Regions from separate parts of the Homo sapiens genome. Here regions 1 and 3 are each linked to region 2. Evidence: chromatin contacts called from ENCODE Hi-C or POLR2A ChIA-PET data. All regions are on one chromosome and are shown on one strand. Each heading gives the region's core, a stretch centred on a gene start or an enhancer-like site at or near the end of the contact. The rest is flanking DNA. Distances are from core to core; before and after follow the strand shown. Region 1 has its middle 54 kb from the start of LINC01714. Region 2 overlaps RERE (arginine-glutamic acid dipeptide repeats). Region 3 holds the start of ERRFI1-DT (ERRFI1 divergent transcript).

Region 1 (3,342 bases), core at 484-2,983, 370 kb before region 2:
GGTTGGTTCTTGGTCTCGCTGACTTCAAAAATGAAGCCGCGGACCCTCACAGTGAGTGGTACAGTTCTAAAGATGGTGTGTCTGAAGTTTGTTCCTTCAGATGTTGAGATGTGTTCAGAGTTTCTTCCTTCTGGTAGGTTTGTGGTCTCACTGACTTCATGAGTGAAGCCACAGACCTTTGCAGTGAGTGTTACAACTCTTAAAGGTGGTGTGTGTGGAGTTCTCTGTTCCTCCTGGTGGATTCGTGGTCTTGCTGGCTTCAGGACTGAAGCTGCAGACCTTCATGGTGACTGTTAATCTCACAAAGGTAGCACAAACCCAAAGACTGAGCAGCAGTAAAATTTATTGCTAAGAACAAAAGAACAAAACTTCCACAGTTAGAAGACGACTGGCGGAGATTACCGCTGCTGGCTCAGGTGGCCAGCTTTTATTCCCTTATTTGGTCCCACCCACATCCTGCTGATTGGTCCACTTTTCAGAGCACTGATTGGTCCATTTTACAGAGTGCTGATTGGTCCGTTTTTACTGAGTGCTGATTGGTGCATTTACAAACCTTTAGCTAGACACAGAGCGCTGACTGGTGCGTTTTTACAGAGTGCTGATTGGTGTGTTTACAAACCTTTAGCCAGACGCAGAGCTCTGATTGGTGTGTTTACAATCCTTTAGCTAGACAGAAAAGTTATCCAAGTCCCCCCACCTGACCCAGAAGCCCAGCTGGATTCACCTCTCACGGTGGCCCTCCTGCTCACACAACCTGCCTACCTCTTGGGAAGACACCTCCTGTTTGGACTTGCTGGTTTTTGTGCAGTCACGCAGAAAGCCCCATTTCGCATGACGCTAGCTGAACTAGAAGCAGAGAGACATGTACAACATTATAGATCTTTTATAGTTAAAAGGACCAGGAAATTCTGATCCCCTGACCCTCTCAACACCCTCCCCCCGCCACCCAAAACAACCACCAGGAAAGCGTTCTGCACTTCAGTGGAAAAGGCAAATCTTGTAACACTTGGCCTTGGCCTAGGTGCTGGGTGTCCAGAGCGGATAGAGGCCCATGGCGACAGTTGTGCCAGCAGATTCCTGCTGCTAAGTCCCCGGCCTTTGCGCTCTGTGGCCTGGGCTGATGGGTGGGTGGGTGCCTTTATTTGCCTGGTTGAGGAGTGCACTCACTGGGGGCCATTTGGTTTGAAACATTTTTTGCAGCTAAGGGGTGGTAAAGATGACGCTAGTTTAGCTGAGTTTAAGGCTAATTAATCAGCCTTCTTTTTTCTTTTTCTTTCCTTTTTTTTTTAGACAGAGTCTCACACAATTCCCTGGGCTGGAGTGCAGTGGTGCGATCATGGCTCACTACTGCAGCATCAACCTCCTGGACTCAAGCAATTCTCCTGCCTCAGCCTCCCGAGTAGCTGGGACTATAGGTGCCCAACACCATTGCCCCGCTATTTTTTTATTTTTTATTTTTTATTTTTTGTGGAGACAGGGCTTTGCCATGTTGCTCAGGCTGGTCTCAAACTCCTGGGCCCAAGTGATCCTCCTGCCTCAGTCTCCCAAAGTGCCAGATTTACAGGTGTAAGCCACCGCGCCCAGCCAAATCAGCCTTCTAAAGAGCTTAATTTTCCATCACTGACTTTGTGTTCTTTTATACAAAGGTTGCAGACTCCGAGGCTGAAACCCCTTTCTGACCGGTAGCTCTAGAGTAAACAAACGCCTGGACTTTCTTCATCCCCTGAAGACAAAGAACTTGTTCATGAGCCTCTCCAGGCAGCTCGTGGTCTGAGCTGTCAGGAATGACGGATGAGCAGCTGCTTTTGCCGGCGCCTCCGCGGCAGCTAAGGTAGCGCTCACAGGACTGTCTACACCATGGACTCAGTGTTCAGGTGTTCAGGGAGTTATTATTGGAGCAGCTCACTCTATCTTAAGGCAGACAGCCCCGGGCAAAGCGCAGCGGATAAACACAAGTGACATCTTATGAAACCTAAGTTCATGTGAAATCCTAGATAATTCTGTTGTCAGAAGTGAAAATATATATTGCATTTTTATCTAAAAATAAAAATGAATGTGATGATCTTTTTGCTCTTTGAGATCTAGATTTCGAAAATCTTTTCTTAGATGAAGAAGGAAGCCATTTCTTTGTACTATATCTTGGAAGAAGATTTTTTTTAAAGGAAAGCTGTAGGCTATATATACAGTCAGAAATTTGAAAAGATGCATATATATTTATTGAAAACTAGAAATGTTTTTGAAATAATAATAAGTTTAAAAAAGGAGAACAGAGTAAAAAGTGGAAAAGCAGTTAATTACATAATACAATACGTATTAGAAAAGGGGAAACCACTCCGTTTTTCTGATCCTAATCCTAGGAAAAAATTTCCTTGGAGAAATCTGCATCTTAGGCAGCTCTGGGAAGAATCCAAGGGCCCTCACTCCATCTTTAAAGAGCCCACCCTGGCTTTTCCCAGTGGAATTTGCTATGTTTGGGAAGTTTAAAAAGTGTTTAAGACAATATGGATTTTGCAATGGGATTTACACATAATTAACTCATGAGTCGCTTCTTTTGTGTTCCACTCTATGTCTGCTTTGTGGTTCCTGAAAGTCCTTGAAGAACCGGAGCTGAAGGTACAGGGCCCACGTTTGCCTAATCCCAGGCTGGAACAATTGGTTTCAGTCCCCGCCTCTCTTGGAATGTGGTTTGGAGGTGGAGGAAGGGGAGGAGGGGGACGCAGGAGGCCGGTGGAGCACGGCAGAGCAAAGCAGCTTCCTTCTCCAAGGGCTGAGGAGCCACGGAGTGCTCCTCTTTTAGGTCATCTCCTTTTTTGTTTTTGTTTTTGAGACAGGGTCTCACCCTGTTGCCCAGGCTGGAGTGCTGTGGTACAATCACAGCACACTGCAGCCTCAACCTCCTGGGCGCAGGCCATTCTCTCACCTTAGCCTCCCCAGTAGCTGGGACCACAGGTGTGCGCCACAGCACCTGGCTAATTTTCTTGGTCACTCCTACTTGCGTCCCTGCTGCCTTCGGAGTGGCCGCTTCTCCTTGCCTTTCTCTTGGTTCGCCTTACAGCCTCAGTTTCCCCCAGCCCCAATCCTTTATGCCCAGGCCTTCCAACCACCACAGTGAATGCAGACTTACTTTGTTTTGAACCCTGGGGGTTGAATAATGGAGGAATCTTCTCTGGAGGAGAGGTTTCTCTCTAGTGGAGGGAGCTTCCCTCTGTTTTCCCAGCTCCAGGATGCCTTTCTACCAGTCCTGTGCTGTTCTCAGATTAACCGAGCAGCCTCTGGTTGGATGACTGGGTTAGGAATCCCCAATTTATTGGCAAGGTGGTGACTGGTTGACACATATTCTTG
Region 2 (3,448 bases), core at 406-2,905:
TGGATTTGAAACATAGACAAATTCGACTCTTAACAACAGAATATCCACAGATCACAGTCAGCAACCACAAGTCTTCACCATCAAATAGATGGCGGCATCCAAGCTCCATAAATACAGATTTGTACTAGGCCCACACAGGCCAGCCACACCAGTGGCAGGAACCTGATCCAGAGCTGATTCGGCTGTGAGCACAGCTTCCTGTTCACATTTTTATTTGTTAACTGTAAAGAAAGTTTCAGAAGAGGTAAAGATCTAGAACAGAAAGGCAATATTCTCCTGACTCAAACAATGAGTTTGTTCCTTGAGCATGAAATGTGAGTCCTGCCCAGATCCCACAAGTGCATGACAGAAAGTGGTGCAGTGTCCAGTTCCTCTCGTCTATTGAAGGGATACTTTTATTAAAAGAAGCAGGAAGGAAGAGCAATGGTGCTTTTAAACAGAGTAAAATAAGGCGAGTTCCAGAAGCAACATTATATGGTATGGGGTACCTCCCCAAAACTCCCCAGTGCAATGCCCAAATAAATATGGTCACAATGGGAAGAAAGCCCTCACATGGGTAAAAAAATTGATCACAAAAATAATAAACGCACACCCTAAATTATCCTTCTACAATTCATCTCCTTAGTTGCAATCCCAAAATTGAATCTGTAAGAATACAGATTATACTTCAGTAATATTTTCAGTGACTAGAATTCACCAACATTAGCCTTCCTAAAAACTTTCCACTAAAATCAAGGGCCTCCCTGGAAAGAGTTGACCATGCAACACTCCAAATTCACACTACACCACTAAGAGCTTACACAAGGAATTTCTCCTTGTATCAATGCATAGTAAATTTCTTCTCCTTCCTATGAGGGTTTTTCAGTTGCACATTCTTCTATATTGTATGCTTTCTTCCATCCTCACAAATGCACAAAATTTAGGTGGCATTCAAATTTTTTCTAACCTTTATCAGAAGAAAAAGGAGTGGAAACAAAAAGGAGCAAACAGTATAATTCAAAAACTTCATTTAATATCTACTTGGGTAAGAATTCAATTTGTCCTAAATCTTATTCTGACTGGCTCCCTAAATAAACCACAGTGAAAGCCATCTGTCTGAACCTGCTCTGCAACAGGACACCCCAAAAGCACAACTTCCCCTGGGTAGAAGAAACTAGTGTCTGGCTATCAAGCAGTGGGTACGAAATGAGGCCTTGTCAATGACTGCCTTCTCAGCACCAACTACTCTTTTTACTCCATTTAAGAGAATAGAATTCCAAGTCACATGACAACATACACATATGCAAAAAATGCTATCCGATTCTAAAACAGATACAAAAATAAACAAAATACCTAAACTTCAATTTCTAACACAAAAGTCAATGCATACTTTTTTTAATTGCCAAAGAATTTTCCATAAGCTCTAAAAGGAAGATGAGTCTGCTTCCTTTTGAAGGCAAGAGACTAAGTAAAAACTGATGTGACATAACCTTTCATTTTTAAAAAAATCAATTTTAAGGTGTTATTGTTGCAATCATAATTCACAACTGTTCCCTGAATATGTCAGACTTCAGAAAAAGATCACAAAAATTATAATTTGCTCTGGCAAACAGGCTCTCAATCAAAACAAGGTTCCACCCACCTTCAAAGCAACCAATAGAAGCCCACCTACCATCCTTCCTAAAACATCCAAACAGAGCTGCTCTGCGGCCCAGGCATTCCATACTAGCCACAAGGCAAGGGGGCGGCCTGCAGGCTTGCTCTGCAGGTCTTGAAGGCAAACAAGCTTGGCAACACACACCCAGCACGACTGAGGTTAAGATTATACTACGAGCCGAAGAGGTAAGGGGAAGAGGACAGGGACAGAGGGACCCGCAAAGCTTCACATTCTATATCTGCTGAATGCCTCTCCGGTAGTCCCCATTCTTAGTTCTGATTTTACGCTTCACAATACCACCTACATGGCCAGCTAGGGCTGAATTAAAGGCTCTCAGGAACATGCACTATGAATGATGAAATGATTCATAAACACCTTCAGAAGTGAGAAAGAGCAGCAAAACCCATCACTGTTTCGGTGAGGCCAGGGGAAGATAGCCTACCTGCAGGGGCTGAATGGATCATCCATGACTAACACGGGCTCTGGTGAGTCTAGCTGGATTCCTGAACCTTTACTTTCTGCTAAAACTCTGCCCTTTTCTACACTAACAACTCAAAATGGAGGCACATGCAGTCTCAGAGACCTCATAGAGCTTTCACTGAGCTTGTGCTATGACCTAAGCCTTCACGCAGAACGCAGAAACTTCCCCTCACTCTGACAGGACTGAGCATGTGCTGTGACCCTCCCTCATCCACACACTGTCTCTCCACGACGCAATCAATCTCAACCCTGCTGTTTCCGTAAATAAAGCCCAGCCAACAGACTCTGCAGCTTCTCCCTGCACACCAAGCTAGTGTGCAGGGAAGTGGGGCCTTAGAAAGGGGATCCAAGACAGCCAACAGCAGGGAACTGAGCAAGCCCAGCCATGGAGAGGCTTCAGTTAAATGCCCTGCTCTGTCAGGAACTCAGCAAGCCAAGCCACGGAGGAGCGTCAGTTAAATGCTCTCTGCTCTGTCAGCACAACAGCAAGTTTTGTCTTTTTTTTTTTTTTTTTAAGGTAAATGGTGATTTTAAAAAGCAAGATCACCAAGAAATAGAATCAAAAGACAGATATGAATGACTACACACAAGATCAACTAATAGAAATACTGCAACACATTTAAAAACATAGTAGTAGCTACTTAAGAGAAGCAACTTCACAAATTTCTTTTTGAAACTCTAAACATTTTGAAAAAGACCAAACAATCCGGGTAAAGTTATGGAGTGCTTGGCCTTGTCACACAGGTACAGACACAGTGTAGATGGTATTGTGAGCAGGGTAGCTAAAGAAAACTGTATTTTCTGCAAACAGCTTAATCTTCCTTAGATAAGAAACTAAAAATAATAAATAAAACATTCCCCAAATAATAAATTAAAACATTTCCTAAAGTAATACTAGCCCAATCAAGTCTAGCTTGAAGAATCTAATTCTAACAATTAGAAAGACAGGAAGGTTCAAGATTCAACATCGTGCCACAAACACATGAACATCCAAAAATCTCATTTGAGGTCCTGATTCAAAATACTAAGGCAGATCCATATAAGAAATCCTAGCTTTGGATGTGCAGGCTTAGTTTCCACTTACAAACTAAGAGGTGATTCTATAGATTATTAATCAGTTACAAAAAGAAAAAGAAATGGAAGACCATGAACCTCGCCAAAATTATAAAGGACAAGATAGGGCAGGAAAGGGCAGTGCCAATTCTGTTTCCCAGAAATGTAATGGAATGTCAGGAAATTAAAGCCTGTTGAAAAGAACACACAGTGTCCTCAAGATTCCTACAGTGAATGCAGAATCAATTCCATTTCCATAGCACTCCCGTTTATGCTATG
Region 3 (3,397 bases), core at 320-2,819, 500 kb before region 2:
AATGCAGTTAAAAAAATAGGTACGGTGAACTTGGGATGTTCAGTCTCAACAAATGTGTGTACCCACTGCATTCTTACACATTTATAAAAGGTTGAACATTTGTTCTGGAAGGGAAAAAAAGGGCATTTTAACCTCACCTTTCTTCACCCCTGACAGTTGCCTAGAAACCAGTCTTGCCCTACCTGTGTTGCAGGTGTACCTCAAGTCACCGACACATCTCTTTTAAAGCTACAGTCTCCATTCTGACTTAAGTTTATGACTAACCATCTATTCATATTTTTATCAGGTAAGAGACTGGTTTCTTTCAAGCAATGATGAAATCCTAATAAAGACTTAGCAAGCACTAATACAGCACCATTCACGGTTAAAGAGTCATCTAATTTGTACAGGGCTATGATATACATATAAATACACACACAAAATTCCCAATAAGCATTCACGTCTTGAACACATAATTTTGCAGTCCGATTCCATTCAAAGCCGTACTTAAGACACTCAGAGCAAAGAATCACGTTTCTAGGAGAGAAGGAAGAGTTCAGAACAGCTTAGACGAATTTTTAAATACTGATTTCGGCATTACCATCGTCGCTGTGAGATTAGGCAGAGGGAGCGGGGCTGACCGCCAGAGAACCGGTACCAACCACCGCAAGCAATCGCCGAGCCTCCCACCCCAGCTTTCAAGACAGGATTTACGGGTACACGGTGTGAACAAGACAACGCAACCCCCTTTTTACAAATAAAAAAAAAATCAAACAAGCCCCCAGGCCCGAAGACGCTCATCCCCGCCGGGCAACCCCGCGAGCGCAGGCTGCGGGACGAGGACCTTCATGCTCGCCGCTCCCGAACCCCCGTCCGCTCCTGCGGTCCCGGTGCTGCGGGGACGTATCCCGGGCGCTCGGGTGCATGGCCCCGGCCAGCCGAGGGGCCGCGCGACGACCACAGCCGGCGTGGAGAAGGCGGCGGGCGCCGGCACTTCGCGGCGTCCCCAGGCCCGGGCTGCGCCGCCGGGGAGGGTCCCGCTCTCCACACCTCAATGGGGAGAAGCCCGCGAGCGACCGGCCGGCCTCTCCCTCCATCCCAGAGACTCCGCGTCGCGGCGACCCTCCCCGCGCCCTCCACGCCCCCGCCCTCGCGTCGGGGAGCCGCCTGGATCCCGGCGCCCGGCGCGGGGCCCCCTGAGGGAACGGAGCGCTGCGTGGCCCTCCCCACCCCCTCAGCGCGCCAGGCCCCTTACCCCGGAGGAGCGGCGGCTGCCCCGCGGCGCCCTCCCGCGCATGTCCGTCCCGGCTGGCTCAGCGCCGCGGGCTCAGGGGCCCGGACATCGCGCAGGCGCCTCTTGCTGGCTCGCGCTCCCGCTAGCACTCTGCCTCGCACCGGACCGCCGTCGCCGCGGCTGCCGCCGCCGCCTCTATATATAGCATAGGCCGCCGGGCCGTGAGGTCGCCGCGTCCCGCCCCGCCTCCTCCCGCAGCCAATCAGGGCGCGCGCCGCTTAAAGGGGCGATGCCGTGGCCGAGGCGTTGCGCCGGGCCCACCGTGGCGTATCGCGGCGCTGCAGGGAGCCGGCTTTGTCTCCCGGAGAGGCGTCTCCGGGCTGACCGCGGCCGCAGCTCCGCTCCTCTGCCTGAGCCGTGCGGCAGCCCTGGGAGCCTCTCAACGCCGAGCTTTCCTCAGAAGCCCGCGGCGACCCGGGCCTCGGCCGCTGTTCCTGCCCGAACTGAGGGCACATCGCGCTTCGCGCGGGATTTCCCATAAATTCAGGCTCCGGGCAAGATTGTGTGTTTTTTCCTCTCCGCGGGCCGCCGCTGGCCGTGTGGGCCGAAGAAGCCCTGGAGGGGGAGAGGGGAGCCGCTCTCGACTGGGCTTGCGGCGTGGGAGGGACAGTGAGGGACACTTAGGGACTGTGTGGGGCAGTGAAGGATAGTGTGGGATGATGAGGGACCGTGTGGACCGGTGAGCGACTGTGTGGGACAGTGCGGGACGATGAGAGACGGTGTGGGACGGTGAGGGACAGTGCGGGACGATGAGGGACAGTGAGGGACTGTGTAGGACAGTGAGGGACAGTGTGGGACGGTGAGGGACTGTGGGACAGTGAGGGACTTTGGGACTGTGAGGGACTCGGACAGTGAAGGATGGCAAGGGACAGTGTGGGACAGTATGGGACAGTGGACAGTGAGGCACTGTGAGGGGCGGTGAGGGACAATGAAGGATGTCAAGGGACAGTGTGGGACAGTGGACGGTGAGGTACTGTGAGGGGCGGTGAGGGACAGTGTGGGACTGTGAGGGATGGCGAGGGACAGAGTAGGACAGCAAGGGAGGATGAGGGGACAGAGTGGGCCGGCGTGGGGCGGTGAGGCTACGCGGGGGGAACCCAGGGCTCCTCTGACTGCGTTGGAATATGGAGGAAAGGTCCTGCTCGAGGTTGAGCCCTTCAGGGTCGCTGTGGGTTTCCAGGAGGAGCTCCCTCACTACTGACTTAGGGGGCCCTCGGCTTCCCAGGTTTGTGTTTACTCAGGCGACCTGAGCTGGCCCCGACGTCTTTTGGCTTTGGAGAGGCCACGGATGCCCAAGGACAAAGCCCCAGCGGGCCTGTGGGAGGAGGTTTCTCGGGGCGCCAGTGATGCAACTTAGGCTTATAGTTTAACCGTAAAATAAATAATACAAATGATAACAAACCAAGAGTGACTAAAGTCAGAAAAAAAGCAAACAGACGGAAACCCTCTAGTTTTAACTAGAACAAATTCCCTGGCTGGTCCTCTGTTGGGAGAGCCCAGAGACCTGTCGCTGACCTCTAGCCTCCTGGAGCCCCTGCTTGCACTTCAGCAATAATGCCTGATAGTTAGACACTGATCACTAGCTAATTGGGGTAGTTTAACATATGGAATGAGATTCTGGCCTTATTATCAGGTTAACTATTAACTCTACACCCCATGAAATGATTTGCCTTTCCCCCACTATTATTTACTTACATTCTTTTTAATTTAATTCAAAGGCCTAATTTTGAATTCAAGGCCTTAAGCACGAAAAGGAAAAAAAAAAGAAAAAGAATCTGAAGTATCTTTGCCCTCTCTCACTTGCAAAACAAACGAACGTTTTGCAGAGAGAAATCTGGCTTCCTTTCTGATGGCTCTTCTGGCTTACAAGGGGCTGTTGGGTCATTTTCATGCCTATGCCATTTGTCAACAATTCAGTTAACCTATCTTCTTACAGCCATTCATTTAGTATTATTTTAGGATGATGGAAATGAGTCACAACTAATTGCAGAGTTCCTTACCAACTAACTAGGTTTTTTGATCCAAAGAAAATCTGTCCCGATTTTCCTCCCATTTTGGCGTCATTTATGTTTGTGGCTTACCCATATGCTGTTATCAGTGTAAAAAAAAGATGAGTGTGAGAAC

The links. Hi-C counts contacts between places; a loop is a spot of excess contacts on that map. ChIA-PET counts read pairs that join two places held with the same protein, here RNA polymerase II (POLR2A). Pooled maps may share reads with other maps.
Region 1: a loop to region 2 is called in a pooled map, with 4 times the contacts of the local background. The contact joins two enhancer-like sites. A Hi-C loop is called at or near these places in 4 of 50 pooled maps. POLR2A ChIA-PET finds 5 or more read pairs at or near these places in 2 of 52 experiments (CD4-positive, alpha-beta T cell and RWPE1).
Region 3: a map of naive thymus-derived CD4-positive, alpha-beta T cell shows a loop between it and region 2 (4-fold over the local background). The contact joins the promoter of ERRFI1-DT here to the enhancer-like site in region 2. A Hi-C loop is called at or near these places in 1 of 168 maps with a recorded cell type or tissue (naive thymus-derived CD4-positive, alpha-beta T cell) and 10 of 50 pooled maps. POLR2A ChIA-PET finds 5 or more read pairs at or near these places in 1 of 52 experiments (PC-9).

The regions. Positions count from the first base shown.
Region 1 is chr1:8,153,083-8,156,424 of GRCh38, forward strand. No RefSeq gene overlaps it. Among named protein-coding and RNA genes, the nearest start is that of LINC01714, 54 kb to the right of the region's middle. Within about 2 kb of position 1,734, at least 12 of the 41 ENCODE cell types and tissues checked have a DNase peak (open chromatin) inside an H3K27ac peak, as active enhancers do; they include CD4-positive, alpha-beta T cell, where a contact is called at or near this core.
Region 2 is chr1:8,523,681-8,527,128 of GRCh38, forward strand. All of the region lies in intron 7 of RERE (arginine-glutamic acid dipeptide repeats), which reads right to left. Among named protein-coding and RNA genes, the nearest start is that of SNORD128, 30 kb to the left of the region's middle. RefSeq lists a silencer at 1,570-1,864 and an enhancer at 1,681-1,730. Within about 2 kb of position 1,656, at least 38 of the 41 ENCODE cell types and tissues checked have a DNase peak (open chromatin) inside an H3K27ac peak, as active enhancers do; they include CD4-positive, alpha-beta T cell and PC-9, where a contact is called at or near this core.
Region 3 is chr1:8,024,924-8,028,320 of GRCh38, forward strand. It overlaps ERRFI1-DT (ERRFI1 divergent transcript), which reads left to right and starts at 1,570. Exons shown (of 3, transcript NR_185980.1): 1 at 1,570-2,498. It overlaps ERRFI1 (ERBB receptor feedback inhibitor 1), which reads right to left and starts at 1,386. Exons shown (of 4, transcript NM_018948.4): 1 at 1,235-1,386. RefSeq lists silencers at 1,202-1,301, 1,422-1,471.